Regions from separate parts of the Homo sapiens genome. Here all the other regions are linked to region 1. Evidence: chromatin contacts called from ENCODE Hi-C data. All regions are on one chromosome and are shown on one strand. Each heading gives the region's core, a stretch centred on a gene start or an enhancer-like site at or near the end of the contact. The rest is flanking DNA. Distances are from core to core; before and after follow the strand shown.

The links. A loop is a pair of places that touch in the nucleus more often than their neighbours do. Pooled maps may share reads with other maps.
Region 2: a loop to region 1 is called in a pooled map, with 18 times the contacts of the local background. The contact joins the promoter of GAN here to the promoter of KARS1 in region 1. A Hi-C loop is called at or near these places in 4 of 50 pooled maps.
Region 3: a pooled map shows a loop between it and region 1 (4-fold over the local background). The contact joins the promoter of CDYL2 here to the promoter of KARS1 in region 1. A Hi-C loop is called at or near these places in 3 of 50 pooled maps.
Region 4: a loop to region 1 is called in a pooled map, with 8 times the contacts of the local background. The contact joins the promoter of COG4 here to the promoter of KARS1 in region 1. A Hi-C loop is called at or near these places in 5 of 50 pooled maps.

The regions. Positions count from the first base shown.
Region 1 is chr16:75,646,156-75,649,417 of GRCh38, forward strand. KARS1 (lysyl-tRNA synthetase 1) reads right to left here and starts at 1,510. Exons shown (of 14, transcript NM_005548.3): 1 at 1,423-1,510. The coding sequence starts at 1,484. TERF2IP (TERF2 interacting protein) reads left to right here and starts at 1,618. Exons shown (of 3, transcript NM_018975.4): 1 at 1,618-2,397. The coding sequence starts at 1,728. RefSeq lists enhancers at 1,363-1,542, 1,582-2,539, 2,473-2,742, 2,540-3,262 and a silencer at 2,043-2,162.
Region 2 is chr16:81,313,271-81,316,532 of GRCh38, forward strand. It overlaps GAN (gigaxonin), which reads left to right and starts at 1,692. Exons shown (of 11, transcript NM_022041.4): 1 at 1,692-2,010. The coding sequence starts at 1,844. RefSeq lists an enhancer at 1,529-1,728 and silencers at 1,739-2,078, 2,219-2,278, 2,299-2,568.
Region 3 is chr16:80,802,973-80,806,234 of GRCh38, forward strand. It overlaps CDYL2 (chromodomain Y like 2), which reads right to left and starts at 1,626. Exons shown (of 7, transcript NM_152342.4): 1 at 1,178-1,626. The coding sequence starts at 1,201. RefSeq lists silencers at 407-556, 837-906, 1,517-1,826, 1,847-1,906.
Region 4 is chr16:70,521,911-70,525,172 of GRCh38, forward strand. It overlaps COG4 (component of oligomeric golgi complex 4), which reads right to left and starts at 1,644. Exons shown (of 19, transcript NM_015386.3): 1 at 1,463-1,644. The coding sequence starts at 1,633. SF3B3 (splicing factor 3b subunit 3) reads left to right here and starts at 1,906. Exons shown (of 26, transcript NM_012426.5): 1 at 1,906-2,018. RefSeq lists enhancers at 1,277-1,416, 2,450-3,187.

The sequences.
Region 1 (3,262 bases), core at 260-2,759:
TATATTAAGGTCCTACCCAACTATAAACTTCGACAATTTCTCTTATACTTTTTCTAAGATATTTGAAGCACAAAGCCAGGGACACAAAAGGAAACATCAGGCCAGGGGTGGTGGCTCAGGCTCACGCCTGTCATCCCAGCACTTTGGGAGGCCAAGGTGGGCGGATCACAAGGTAACGAGATTGAGACCATCCTGCCCAACATGGTGAAACCCTGTCTCTACTAAAAATACAAAAATTGGCCAGCCATGGTGGCACACGCCTGTAATCCCAGCTACTCGGGAGGCTGAGGCAGGAGAATCGCTTGAACCCTGGCAGCGAAGGTTGCAGTGAGCTGAGATCGCGCCACTGCACTCCAGCCTGGCGACAGAGCGAGACTCCATCTTAAAAAAAAAAAAAAAGAAACATCATTTCTCTTTTCTTTTTCATTCAGGGTCTGGCTCCGTCTCAGTAACTCCTTGGGGAAAGCGATGGAGAAGGGCTCGCTCACGCAGCACTTCTGGCAGTCCCTGAAGGACCACTACCTCAAGTCTCCCAGGCTGGAGTGCAGTGGCACGACTTCAGCACACTGCAACCTCCGCCTCCTGGGTTAAAGCGATTCTCCTGCCTCAGTCTCCCGAGTAGCTGGGATAACAAGTGCGCGCCACGGGGATTAAGCCCTCTCGTATGCCTCTGGAATGGTACTATGTACCATCTTCCTAGCAATGATAAAACACTCAATTACCTGTGTTCTGTGGTTCAAATGGGGAACGCTAATGAGAATATAAGACAGCCAGTTAAAGGGTGGCTAATCCTGACTTATCTATGTTAACCTACATACTCCAGGGATTTGGGAGTGGTTAACAAAGATATCAGGCTGAATTAAGATGGTCTCTACTGTTAGACGTTGATCACTTAATACTCACAGGTATCTACTGAATAACCCATACGGGTAGATGCATGACAGTTTTAGAACTGATCCCTTTTAATACATAACGTTCAGAATGACCTTAGTGAGGCCCAGAAAATTTTGAAGGTCTTTCTGAAAAGCTAGGGTATTTAACATTTCTCCAACTTCCACGTTTACTGAGTGGCTCAACAAAAGAATGCATTTCTCAGAAAGGAGGATGAAGCTAAGCAGGAAGTTTCGCTTTTCTTTTCTGATAACTCTTAGTTCTCGTCCTAGTTCCTCCTCCACAGTCTCTTAACTCTAGGAGTATGATAGGGAGCATCCCGCCGGTGCCAGCTGGGAACGGGGAGCCGGCGTGCCCGGGGTATCCCGGGGTACGTGGTCTGCAGGGCGCAGCCACCACGTCTCAGCATGTGCGTACCCACGAGAGCCGGCAAGAAGGCCCCGGCACAGCAGCCTTGGTGGGAACCTCGCGGCGCTTCCCAGCCCAGACTCTCCTACCGCAAAGGCTTTAAAGACTCGCAGCGACACTCACTTCTTGCTCAGTTTCGGCTCGCTGCCATCCACTTTCACCTCGGCCGCCTGCACGGCCGCCATCTTCCCGGAGGGCCCGACCCAAAAGTAAGGAGGATAGTACGTTAATTTCCAGGTCAAGGTGCGAAGCCCCACCTCTTCCGGGGGAGAGGGGGCGGGCACTCTCGATGCGCCGCGGCTGCTGCTGCGCAGGCCCAGTGCTGCGCTTCGCGGCAGAGGCGTCTGCGGTGACAGCTCAGTCAGTTGAGCTCTGTGTGCCAGGCGCTCGCGAGGGGGTAGCTCTTCTAGTAGTGCTCGGCGTCAGACATGGCGGAGGCGATGGATTTGGGCAAAGACCCCAACGGGCCCACCCATTCCTCGACTCTGTTCGTGAGGGACGACGGCAGCTCCATGTCCTTCTACGTGCGGCCCAGCCCGGCCAAGCGTCGGCTGTCGACGCTCATCCTGCACGGCGGCGGCACCGTGTGCCGAGTGCAGGAGCCCGGGGCCGTGCTGCTGGCCCAGCCCGGGGAGGCGCTGGCCGAGGCCTCGGGTGATTTCATCTCCACGCAGTACATCCTGGACTGCGTGGAGCGCAACGAGAGGCTGGAGCTGGAGGCCTATCGGCTGGGCCCCGCCTCGGCGGCGGACACCGGCTCGGAAGCAAAGCCCGGGGCCCTGGCCGAGGGCGCCGCGGAGCCGGAGCCGCAGCGGCACGCCGGGCGGATCGCCTTCACGGATGCGGACGACGTAGCCATCCTTACCTACGTGAAGGAAAATGCCCGCTCGCCCAGCTCCGTCACCGGTAACGCCTTGTGGAAAGCGATGGAGAAGAGCTCGCTCACGCAGCACTCGTGGCAGTCCCTGAAGGACCGCTACCTCAAGCACCTGCGGGGCCAGGAGCATAAGTACCTGCTGGGGGACGCGCCGGTGAGCCCCTCCTCCCAGAAGCTCAAGCGGAAGGCGGAGGAGGACCCGGAGGCCGCGGATAGCGGGGGTGAGGAGGCTGAGCGCGGGGCCTCGCGGATATCTGCGCGGGTGGGGTTGGGATCTTTCTCCTGGCTGCCTGGCGTCCATCTTGGCATCTTCGGTAGCAGCGCTTGGCCCCGCCCCCTGTTGACATCCGGGTAAATTTGCACCATTTTCTTGCCTTCTCGCTCCCTTGTTGTTTATTATTGTTCTTTTTTTGCGATGGGTCTCTGTTACCTAAGCTGGTCTGAACTCCTGAGCTCAAGCGATCCTCCTGCCTCGGCCACCCAAAGTGTTGGGATTACAGGAGTGAGCCACCACGTCTGGCCTCTCGTCGTTTTTATTTTTTAATTTTTGAGTGGGGGCTCGCTCCGTCGCCCAGGCTGTGATGCAGCCGCGCGATCACGACCTACTGCATCCTGGACCTCCTGGGCTCAAGCGAATCTCCGGCTTCAGCCTCCCAAGTAGCTGGAACTACACTCCCGCGCCACCACGTCCCGCTAAATTAAAAAAAAAATTGTTGTAGAGATGGGGGTCTCGTTGTGTTGCCCTGACAGGTCTCGAACTCTTGGGCTCAAGCGATCCTCCCGTCTCGGTGTCCCAAAGTGTTGGGATTACAGGCGTGAGCCATCACACCCAGCTTCTTGGTCTAGTTTTAATTTACTTTACCATTGACTAGAATATTGACATGGTTCTATATTCAAAAGTTACAAAAAGTATATAGAAAATTCTCTCTTGGCCGGGCGCGGCGGCTCAAGCTTGTAATCCCAGCACTTTGGGAGGCCGAGGCGGGCGGATCACCTGAGGTAAGGAGATCGAGACGAGCCTGACCAACATGGCGAAATGCCGCCCCTACTAAAAATACAAAAATTAGCCGGCCGTGGCGGAGAGTT
Region 2 (3,262 bases), core at 442-2,941, 5.7 Mb after region 1:
TTGCAGTGAACAGAGATTGCACAACTGCACTCCAGCCTGGGCAATAGAGGGAGACTCCATCTCAAAAAAAAAAAAGAAAGAAGAAAATATTTTTCAACATCCACAAAAATATAGAAACAGTACAATGAATCTCCACATCCCCATTAAACATCCACAACAATATAGAGACAGTACAACGAATCTCCACATCCCCATTACGTGGCTTTAACAATTAGTAACTTGCGGCCACTTTTGACTCATCTACACTCCCATCTGCTTCCCCATCCCTTTGTTTTGTTTTGAAGCAAATCCTAGACATCTTTATCATTGCATCCGGGAACACTGAGCTGCATTTACAGAAGAAAGTGGAAATGCATGTGTCTTCCACAGCCGTACCCTCCCCATCTATTCTGCCCTGAAAACAGTTAGATACTCGGATTCCTGCCAGTGACTCCAAAGCCTTGGCTGGTTCAGGGTAAATACCCAAGACTTTATTGGAGCCTTTCAGTTGGTTGAAGGACAGTGAAAATTCCATCCTGTCTTGCCTGGAATGCTAGCCACATTCTTCTGGTCCGGAGTCCTCATACAATTGCTAATTTTTTAGAGGCTTATGGAGTCCCTAACGTTTGCACAAAATGGTTGCTACATTCCACACTCCCATGTGCCCTGAGCAACCTCCAGGGAAACTTCAGATACCGTGGGGCTTGGCCTGCCAGCTGAGCTGACCCAGCGATCCTTTCTATCACAGCTTTGATCTTCACTGGGTTGGGAGCCTGTCTGAATCTAAACATCTGCCTCTCTACTGCCCACCCCTTCAGCATTTCCTAGCTCTCCCTGAAAGGTGCAAACATGCATGCAGTTACTCAAACAGAATATTTATCCTTAACTCCCTCTCCCTCACAATTTCTTTTAAAACAATCCACTATTGTCTACCCCCGCCCCCGCATCACCCTTTCATCCAGGTGCCCATTCCCTTCTCTCTAGTCCTGCAATACCTAAGCATCGATCTGCCTTTAGCACATCCATCCCCGCCTTATTCTCCACGCAGGAGCTGAGTGACCTGCACAAAATCCCCTGCTAAATACGGTACTTCCATGGTTCTTCACCACTGCAGAAACCAAACTCCTTCCCACACCAAGGAGGCCCTGCAAAATTTAAGGCCTCCTTCGGACTTCTCCAGCTTCATCTGCTACATCTCCTTCCTAGCCCGCAACCAAAACCATCTTTTCCGGGTCTGTTTTCTCGGGTTTTTGTCCTCTCACCTGGGCAGCTCCTTTTCTCTCATAAATAAAGAAAGCTACAGCGACTTCGCCCTTGCTTCCATGCATCATCTCATGAGTCCACAACAACACTAAGAATTCGCTTTCATTTTGCAGACGGAGAAACTGAGGATGGGCACCTTACCCATGGCCACAGAGCTAGTAAGTGGAACAGCTGCAACCAGGATTCAAACTCGCGGCTCCAGAGGCCACAGGCTTAACCACGGAATCCTAGCCCGCCCGCACATCCCTCCATCGCGGGAGCGACCTATCTCATCCGTAGACACCTTCCGCTGCACCCAGCCGCAGCTGGTCAGGCGGGCGGAGGAAGGAGGCTTCTGATTGGCCATCTCCAGCAGCGGAGGCGAGAAGGCGGGGAGCGACGGTGCGGGGGCGTCGCGGAGAAATGACTTCATGACGCGGCTTCTTAAAGGCGCCGGCCCAGCGCGCCGCGGATAGCACAGGCACGTCCCGGGGGCTCCAGCTTCTGCTCAGAGCGCGGAGAGCCGGGCCGGGCGGGCGCGCGCGCAGGACTCGGGCCGCTCGAGGGGTCCGGCCGGACGGTGTCGGGAGCCGGACCCGTCGGCAGAGGAGCGGGCGCCGCGATGGCTGAGGGCAGTGCCGTGTCTGACCCTCAGCACGCCGCGCGTCTGCTGCGAGCGCTCAGCTCTTTCCGCGAGGAGTCTCGCTTCTGCGACGCGCACCTGGTCCTCGACGGGGAGGAGATCCCGGTGCAGAAGAACATCCTGGCGGCGGCCAGCCCGTACATCAGGTGGGGAGGGGGCTACGGCGGGCGGGCGCGGCGGTGCTGCCCGGAGCCGGAGGCGGGGCGGCCGGGCCGGGCGTGGCCCCCAGACCCTGTCCCCTGTCCCCGGCGCCGGGGTCCCCGCGTCACCGTTGGCGCGGCGTCCCTCCCGGCAAGCGCCGGAACCCGGCCCCGCTGACCGCGTCCCCCAGGCGGCCTCTGTGGCTTCCAGGCCCGCGCTCCCCACTGGACCCCCGCGCCCCTTGGAGTTGTCCCCGGACCCGGGCCGCGATCCCCCGCCTTGTCCCTCCCGGTTCCCACCGCCGCGGCGAGCGCCCGACCTCGGAGACCCTGAGGCCCCCAGACGCCGTCCTGGGCCGGCCGGGACCCGCACCTGCGGGCTGGGCGAGGCCGCGCCGGGGAAGAGTCACCCCCTCGCCCAGGCCGGGCCCGCGGTCCCCGCTGAAGTTCGCCAGTCGCTCGCCTCTGAATCCACGCGCGGGGGCTGGGCCGGCGCCGCCAACCAGGCGGGGAGCGCCCTGCCCGCTGGGAGGCCAGACAGACAGCGCCTCGCTGGGTGCAGGCAGAGAAAACCCTCTCGATGTTCTCCTTGGGTTGGTAGTCCGAACCTCCGGGCGAAATTCTCCTTGCCAAACGTGTCTTTTCCGCTCCATTCTGGTAACTGTTTAAAAGAGGAGTTACACGTTGAAGTAAACTGTAGCGAATTCTCAGGATGCTGTTACAACCCGAGGACCGTGAGAGCCTTGCGACAAAGGGCATTTTAATACTTTAGTAAAGCAAAGCTTAACCTGATTTGCCAACTCAACTAACCAGGTTAATTAAAAGGTTGATAAGACAGTGCTTATACAAGTGTATCAGATCTTGCAGGAGACTATCTTTTCTTTTAGCAACCTTCTTGCAAACTAGGTTGCTGTTTTAATAAAAGGAAAGGGGGGAATGCTAAAAACTGGAGAAACTGACCAGTAAGCTGGTTAAATATAAGCTAGTGGTAGAGAATATCACTACAATTGACAGGTCAGAAAAAGCAAAATGATGTGTATTCTTAGCGCTTTGTCCCAGCAAAACCACCACGCACGCTACACTTTTAACCTTTGCATTGGGGAGATATCTGTGCTAAACTTAGAAGAAATTCAAGTGCCCTTGTAACTTCTGGTTTCTCTTGGATTTGTTTTGTGAATCCATTTGCGCTCTTTGGCGGTGGGGAGTGTGGAGGGGTGGGGGGGCGGGGCGGCAGTAGGGTCTGGGGTAGCATCGTTAG
Region 3 (3,262 bases), core at 376-2,875, 5.2 Mb after region 1:
GTTCCGGGAAGTGCAGGTCCAGGCTAACCCATGCGGCTGGTTTCACGGAGGCCCAGAAGGCCCTCTGGTTGAAGATGGCTGGTCTCTTAACTTCTTTATCCTGAACCTGGTCTTGGCGGCCAACACCTCTGAGGCCATTCCCTCTGGGGAGTGGTGGCTGGCTGTTCCTTGTGTTGTCCACTTGTGGAAAACCCAAAGCAGTAACAGTTGTGTTCCTAAGCCCTTGCTCCCCAAAGACCATGGGTGTTCCTCCATTGTTTGAAAGATGCCAGACTAATGTCTTCCTTCGCCACTTTTGGGAAGACATGAGAGTATCCAACGCTGGCCACTACTCATTAGGACCTGGAGCCAGGTATCCACTGAGGGTGACGAGAGTACTGGGCGCTGGGCTGGCATCTGTGTCCTATGTCCCCAACACCTCAGACTTCCACGTTCTCCTCCCACCCAGGGCCCTCCGCAGCGCCCCCTTTCGCCCCCAGGGAGCACGACACCCGCAAGGGCCACCCCCACGCCCGAGCCCGGAGGGCGTCCGAGCTGGTGCGGGGGCAGCAGGTGGGGGGTGAGGGAGGTGGCCCGGGGACCCCGGGGAGCGGTTTGGCGGTTGTCCCCCCGAACCCCCACCCAGCCTCCCCCTTCGCAGCCCCCCGGGACCCCGCCTCGCCCCGGCCAGGCTCCGCTCCGATCGCCCGCCCCCCTCCTCCCCCGCGCCCCCGGCCCAGCCGGGCCGCGCAACCCCCGCCCCACACCCCCGCCGGCCGCGGCGCGCCCCCCCGCATTCCCAGCACGTCCGGCGCCGACTTTTACCTGTACTTTCTGTACTCGAGGCGGCTCGTCGGGCGAGAAACACCTCCCCGGGACCGCTACCTCCCCCGCCCCGGCTCCGCCCGGCTTCCTCCTTCCCCTCCAAGGCCGCAAAGTAGATGGAGTAAGAGAGTGTGTGTGCGAGAGAAAGAGAAAGAGGGAGCGGGCGCGGGCGCCGCGGGAGGCGGCGGGCGGCGGGCGGCGGGCGGGAGGCGCGCCCGGCCCCCGCCACCCTCCGGCCGCCGCCGCCGCCGCCGCGGGCTCGGCAACTCCGGATTGCGCCCGGCCCCGGCCCCGGCCCGGTCCCCGCCGCCCGCCGCCGCCGCCCGCCGCCGCCCGCTGACTGGGGCCGGCCCGCGCCCCCGCGTCCCCGTACCTCGTAAAGGTCCCCAGAAGCCATGCCAGGCTGCGGAACTTGGCTCGCCGGTGTGCGCGTCTGCTCGCTCGCGCCCTCCGTGCGTGTGCGCGCGGGGTCCGGTGTGCGCGTGTGTGTGCGCGCGTGTGTGTGCGAGTGTGTGTGGTGTGTTGAGTAAACTGTGTTTTTGCAGAATGACAGGCTTGGGGGCTGCCTATGCGCAGAATCAGAGCGGGCGGCGGCGGGGCTGGCGTAACCGGCAGCAGCGGCGGCGGCGGCGGCGGCGGCACGAGCGCGGGCAGCAGCGACGGCCGCGCAGCGCGCCCGGGAGGCACGGACGCGGCCCGAGCGCCGCGGCCCCCGCGACCCGGCGACCCGGCGGCGGTGGCTGCAGCCGGCAACGGCTCGCCCCGGCGCCGCCTGCAGGAAGCCGCCCGGCGCCCGCCGCCGGCCCGGACGCTGCTGCCACTGGGCGAGTCCCCGCCCCCCGGGAGCCCGGCCCGGCCCCCGGGGCGGGGAGGCGGGGGCTGCTGCCCGGCCGCGCCCCGGGGGACCGGTCCCAGAGTCGACTAGCGCTCGGGCCCGCCCCGCCACCCCGGGCCGGCTTCGGGAGCAGCTGGCGGGGCCCCCGGGGGGCGGCGGGCCAGGTGCCCGCCGGGTGCGCCCGATCTGGGGCCGCGAAGGGGCGGCCGGGGAGCCAGGTAGAGGGCTGCGGCTGCAGACCTCAGGGAAGGGGCCCCAGCCGAGCCCCGCCGGCCCGGGGTCCCCACCTACCTCCTCCACCCTCGAGGGGAGTGGACGCCGCCTGGGAGACCTGGCCCCTCGGGGCTGCGCGGCCCCTCCCTCCAGGCTGGGTTGTAAGATGTGGAGGCCACAGGGAGGAAGGATGAAATGGCCCATCCAGAGGCACCATGGGGATCCAGGACAGGCGTGGCCACCCCATAAACCCTGGAAAGTCTTTAGAGCCAGGGGTGGCCTTCCCTCAACAACCCCTCTCCCCGAATTTATTCACTCATCCCTTACTCAAACATTTACCAAAGTCAACCCAAGTGCACAGTGTCCCTGGACAGGCAAAACTGGGACCCTGCCCAGAGACAGTTTGAATCCGCAAGTGAGGAGTGTAATGGAGCACTCAGTTGTTCTAAAAGGTCATCCTGCGTGTGACAGGCTGCGGAGCTGGAGGAGCTAGAGAAGCTCTCCAAAACCCAAATCCGTTCCTAAGCCATCTCTCATGGATAAATGGTCACCCCTCTGCTTAAAGGGTTCTCCTTATAAATATTTATGTATATAGTTACTTCAGAACCTGCAAGGTCAGACTTCTGAAATTGGAGGGAAGATCTTCATCCCCACCCATGAAATGCCTGCCTGGCTCCAGATGTGATGTATCATTAACTCACATGCTCCCTGGATCATTTTCTACTTGGGAGGCTGTGGGCAGGTCACCGAACCCTGATGGGAGATGGTGATAGTCACCTAAGTGATTTAAATAGAATTAAGGAGAGGATCTACGTATACATGAAGTGACCTGTCCATCCCAGCAGAACTCAATAAAGGTGATTTGTATCTGAGTCTCAACCTGGACTGCCCTCATGGAGAGTGAGATGGCAGAGGGGCTCGATAAATTGTTTAATCCTGAGGTTGTCAAACTTTGAAAAGTCACCAAATTTTTTAATCCAAAAAAAAAAAAAAAAAAAAAAAACTCCATGGAACCTGAAGCATGTCTGGCTCATTCCAGGACACATGGATTTGCATTTGCTGTTCCCCCTGCCTAGAATGTCCTTCCACATTGAATCCATCTGGAACATTCTTGTTCTTCGTATAGGGGCTTGTTTATCTTTGTATCGCAAGCATCTTCCACTGTTCCTGAGAGAGAGTAGGTACACAGTGATTGTTTTTCGAACTATGCCAATATAACAAATTTTATACCAATTTCTAGTTAAAATCCCGCATGAAGATAAGGAAAAAATGGTGAGGATAAGGAATTAATAAATCAGAAAGCATATTTGGCTTAGAAACTGTTGAAATTGTTATAGAACTTCTCTCTTCATATTGATATTTTCCCGGTGGTCATGGTTTTAAATAATAACAGTAATAATAAGCAGTTCT
Region 4 (3,262 bases), core at 394-2,893, 5.1 Mb before region 1:
CAGGATGGTCTCGATTTCCTGACCTCGTGATCCATCTGCCTCAGCCTCCCAAAGTGCTGGGGTTACAGGAGTGAGCCACCGCGCCAGGCTTTTTTTTTTTTTAAGAGACACAATTTTGCTCTTGTTGCCCAGGCTAGAGTGTAATGGCGCTATCTTGGTTCACTGCAACCTCCGCCTCCCAGGTTCAAGCAATTCTCCTGCCTCAGCCTCCCGAGTAGCTGGGATTACAGGCATGCGTCACCACACCCGGCTAGTTTTGTATTTTTAGTAGTGATGGTTTTCACCATTTTGGTCATGCTGGTCTCGAACTCCTGACTCAGGTGATCCTCCCGTCTTGGCCTCCCAAAGTGCTGGGATGGCAGGCGTGAGCCACCGCGCCCCGCAAGATACTAAATTTTAAAACACATCTTGCTGAGGCCAGACAAAAAAAGCCCCACACACTAAACTAGCCAGGCACGGTGGTGTGCGCCTCTGGTTTCATCCATTCTGATTGCAGCACAACAGCACTCCAGCCTGCGCAACAGAGAGCGGCCCTGTTTCTAAAAATAACAAAACAAAACAAAAAACACCACACACATCTTGCTGAAAAACGTATCAGAAACTGCTAGAGTTAGTGCAAGTTTATACTTGAAAATACTCAAAGATATCAACGATCACCTCTCCCTCAGGCTGAAACTGCCTTTTGTGCTCAACTTTGCTAGAAGTTTGGTCTGGGAAACAGCTGACAAGCTTAGAGCTTAGATCTCTTTTGACTAGCAAGGAACCCAACTGACATTCGAAAGTGAATTGACAGCATCGAGTTGCCACTGAAAATTAAAGGAGGCAGGAAATAGAACGTTATGAACTGAAAGGAATTGGAGAATAGTCCACACCCCTCATTTGATAAAATATCAAGGGTACCAGAGATGAAGTGACTTGTCCAAGATTAGAGAATTGTGTCTGAGTCTTAAAAGCTAAACCTCTACAAAGATGTGCATTTGACCAAAACGCTAAAATCACACCCCCAAATCACTCCCCACAAGAGGAAGTCTTAAAACGCTTCAAGAAGTTAATCTGCAAAGGCTTCCCTCTTAAATAACAGGATGAGAGCGTTTCATAATTTGTAAATTAAGCCAATGCAAAAGGGCGCTTATTATTTTGAGAACCAAGCAATTTGGCAAATACTCTCAGACTAACTTTACTCCCGTGGAGAAACTGGTGATCATGGATCAGGGAAATCAACGGGGGTCTAGGGAGGAGAGGCTGCAGATCGCCCAGGTATCAGGGAAGACAAGCTCGGCGCGTCCGACAGCGTGAAAAGAGTTGACAGGACTACTCATATACCCGACTAGCTTCCGCTTCTTTGTTTTCCCGCTTTTTTGTATCCCCCAGCAAGGAGAGTTTCCCACAGCCCGGATTTCCCGACTGAAGGCTCCCACTCTCCCTAGATCCTCCATGAAAAAGAAGAGGCTCGACCCCGCACCTCCTCGCCGCAGAGCCGTTCGTATACAGCCTCCAGCTCCTGCAGCTCTGTCAGGGAGCGAATGAGCTCAGCGGAGATTTCGGAGCAGCGGCCACCTCCCACCCCCTCAGACGGCTGCTGCACCCCTGACAGCTTCGGAGGCGAATCAAGGTCCGCCATCTTGGTCCCCATTCGGCACTTCCGGTCCCGCGAGGCCCCCTCTTCGTTGGCGCCTATTTGGGGCTGCCCACAGAAGTGCCCAATGAACTCTAATGGTTTTTTTTTTTTAAAGTCTACTTCTAAAAACGTATTAATTTTCTATTCTCCTGGAAAAAGCAAAGCAATAAAGCATGTTTAAATAATTTGTAATGCCGTGTGGAAGCAAGACGGAAGCATTTTTTAAAAATTATATATATTCTTCAGGCGCGGATTGGGTGCCTTTTTCCGCCGCGCGCCACCAGAATGTCCCTGTCTTGAGGTCTAATGGCGGACGCCAGTATGTTGGAGTTGGTGGTGGCTTAAGTTTTGAAGGGAGGTAGCATCCGTTGGATATCCACACCATCCTTCTCGCTGCAGGGTAAAAAAACAGCCTGGAGACTTCCCCGGGCCCGGGGAGGCGGAGACCGGCCATATGGAAGGGGGACCCGAGACTTTGGCGGGGGTCACGGGCAGTCTAGGCCCGAGAGGCTGGGGACCAGGAGGAGGTACCGAGGGATGGTTGAGGCGCCAAAACGGCTTCCTGCAGTTATCTCTCGCTTCCATCCACAGTGTGGGAACATATTCTATCTCAAAATAGGGCTCGTGGAGATTGCTTTTAACTTCTGGGGACTCTGAGACGGGGGAGGTGTGACAAGCAGCGGGAGGCATGGATGTCTCCCTCTGGGTAGAGTAAATGGTACACCGAGGGGAAGATAGAAAGATGGAGCGTGTTAAAAGCGTAAATAACGGAAACAGTCTTTAGAGCCAAGACTCCGGTTTGAATTTGTATTTTGGTAGTTGGGCAACTTGTCTCCTCCTCTGAACCTCTATTTTCTCGTTTGCGTAATGGAGGACAGAGTTTAAATGCGATGATGTTTCCTTGGAGGATGGAGAAGATGCAGTGAGCAATCATACAAGCTTTTTGTAATAATGGTAAACAGACGTGGGGGAAGTTTTTTTTGTTTTGTTTTGTTTTGTTTTTGTGACGGAGTCACAGTCTGTCGCCCAGACTGGAGAGCAGTGGCGCGATCTCGGCTCACTGCCATCTCTGCCTCCCGGGTTCCAGCGATTCTCTTACCTCAGCCTCCCGAGTAGACTAGCTGGGATTACGGGCGCGTGCCACCACGCCCGGCTAATTTTTCTTTTTTTGAGACGGTGTCTCGCTTTGTCGCCCAGGCTGGAGTGCAGTGGCGCGATCTCTGCTCACTGCAAGCTCCGCTTTCCGGGTTCACGCCATTCTCCTGCCTCAGCCTCACGAGTAGCTGGAACTACAGGCGCCCGCCACCGCGCCCAGCTAATTTTTTGTATTTTTAGTAGAGACGGGGTTTCACTGTGTTAGCCAGGATGGTCTCGATCTCCTGACCTTGATCCACCCGCCTTGGCCTCCCAAAGTGTTGGGATTACAGGTGTGAGACACCGCGCCCGGCCCAGACGTGGGGGAAGTTTTAAAGCTTACCAAATTTATCTGGTATGTATTTTTTGTTTGTTTGTTTTGTTTTTGAGACGAAGTCTCGCTGTCGCCCAGGCTGGAGCGCAGCGGCTTGATCTCGGCTTACTGCAGCCTCCTCCTCCTTGGTTCTAGCTATTCTCACGCCTCAGCTTCCCGAGTAGCTGAGATTAAAG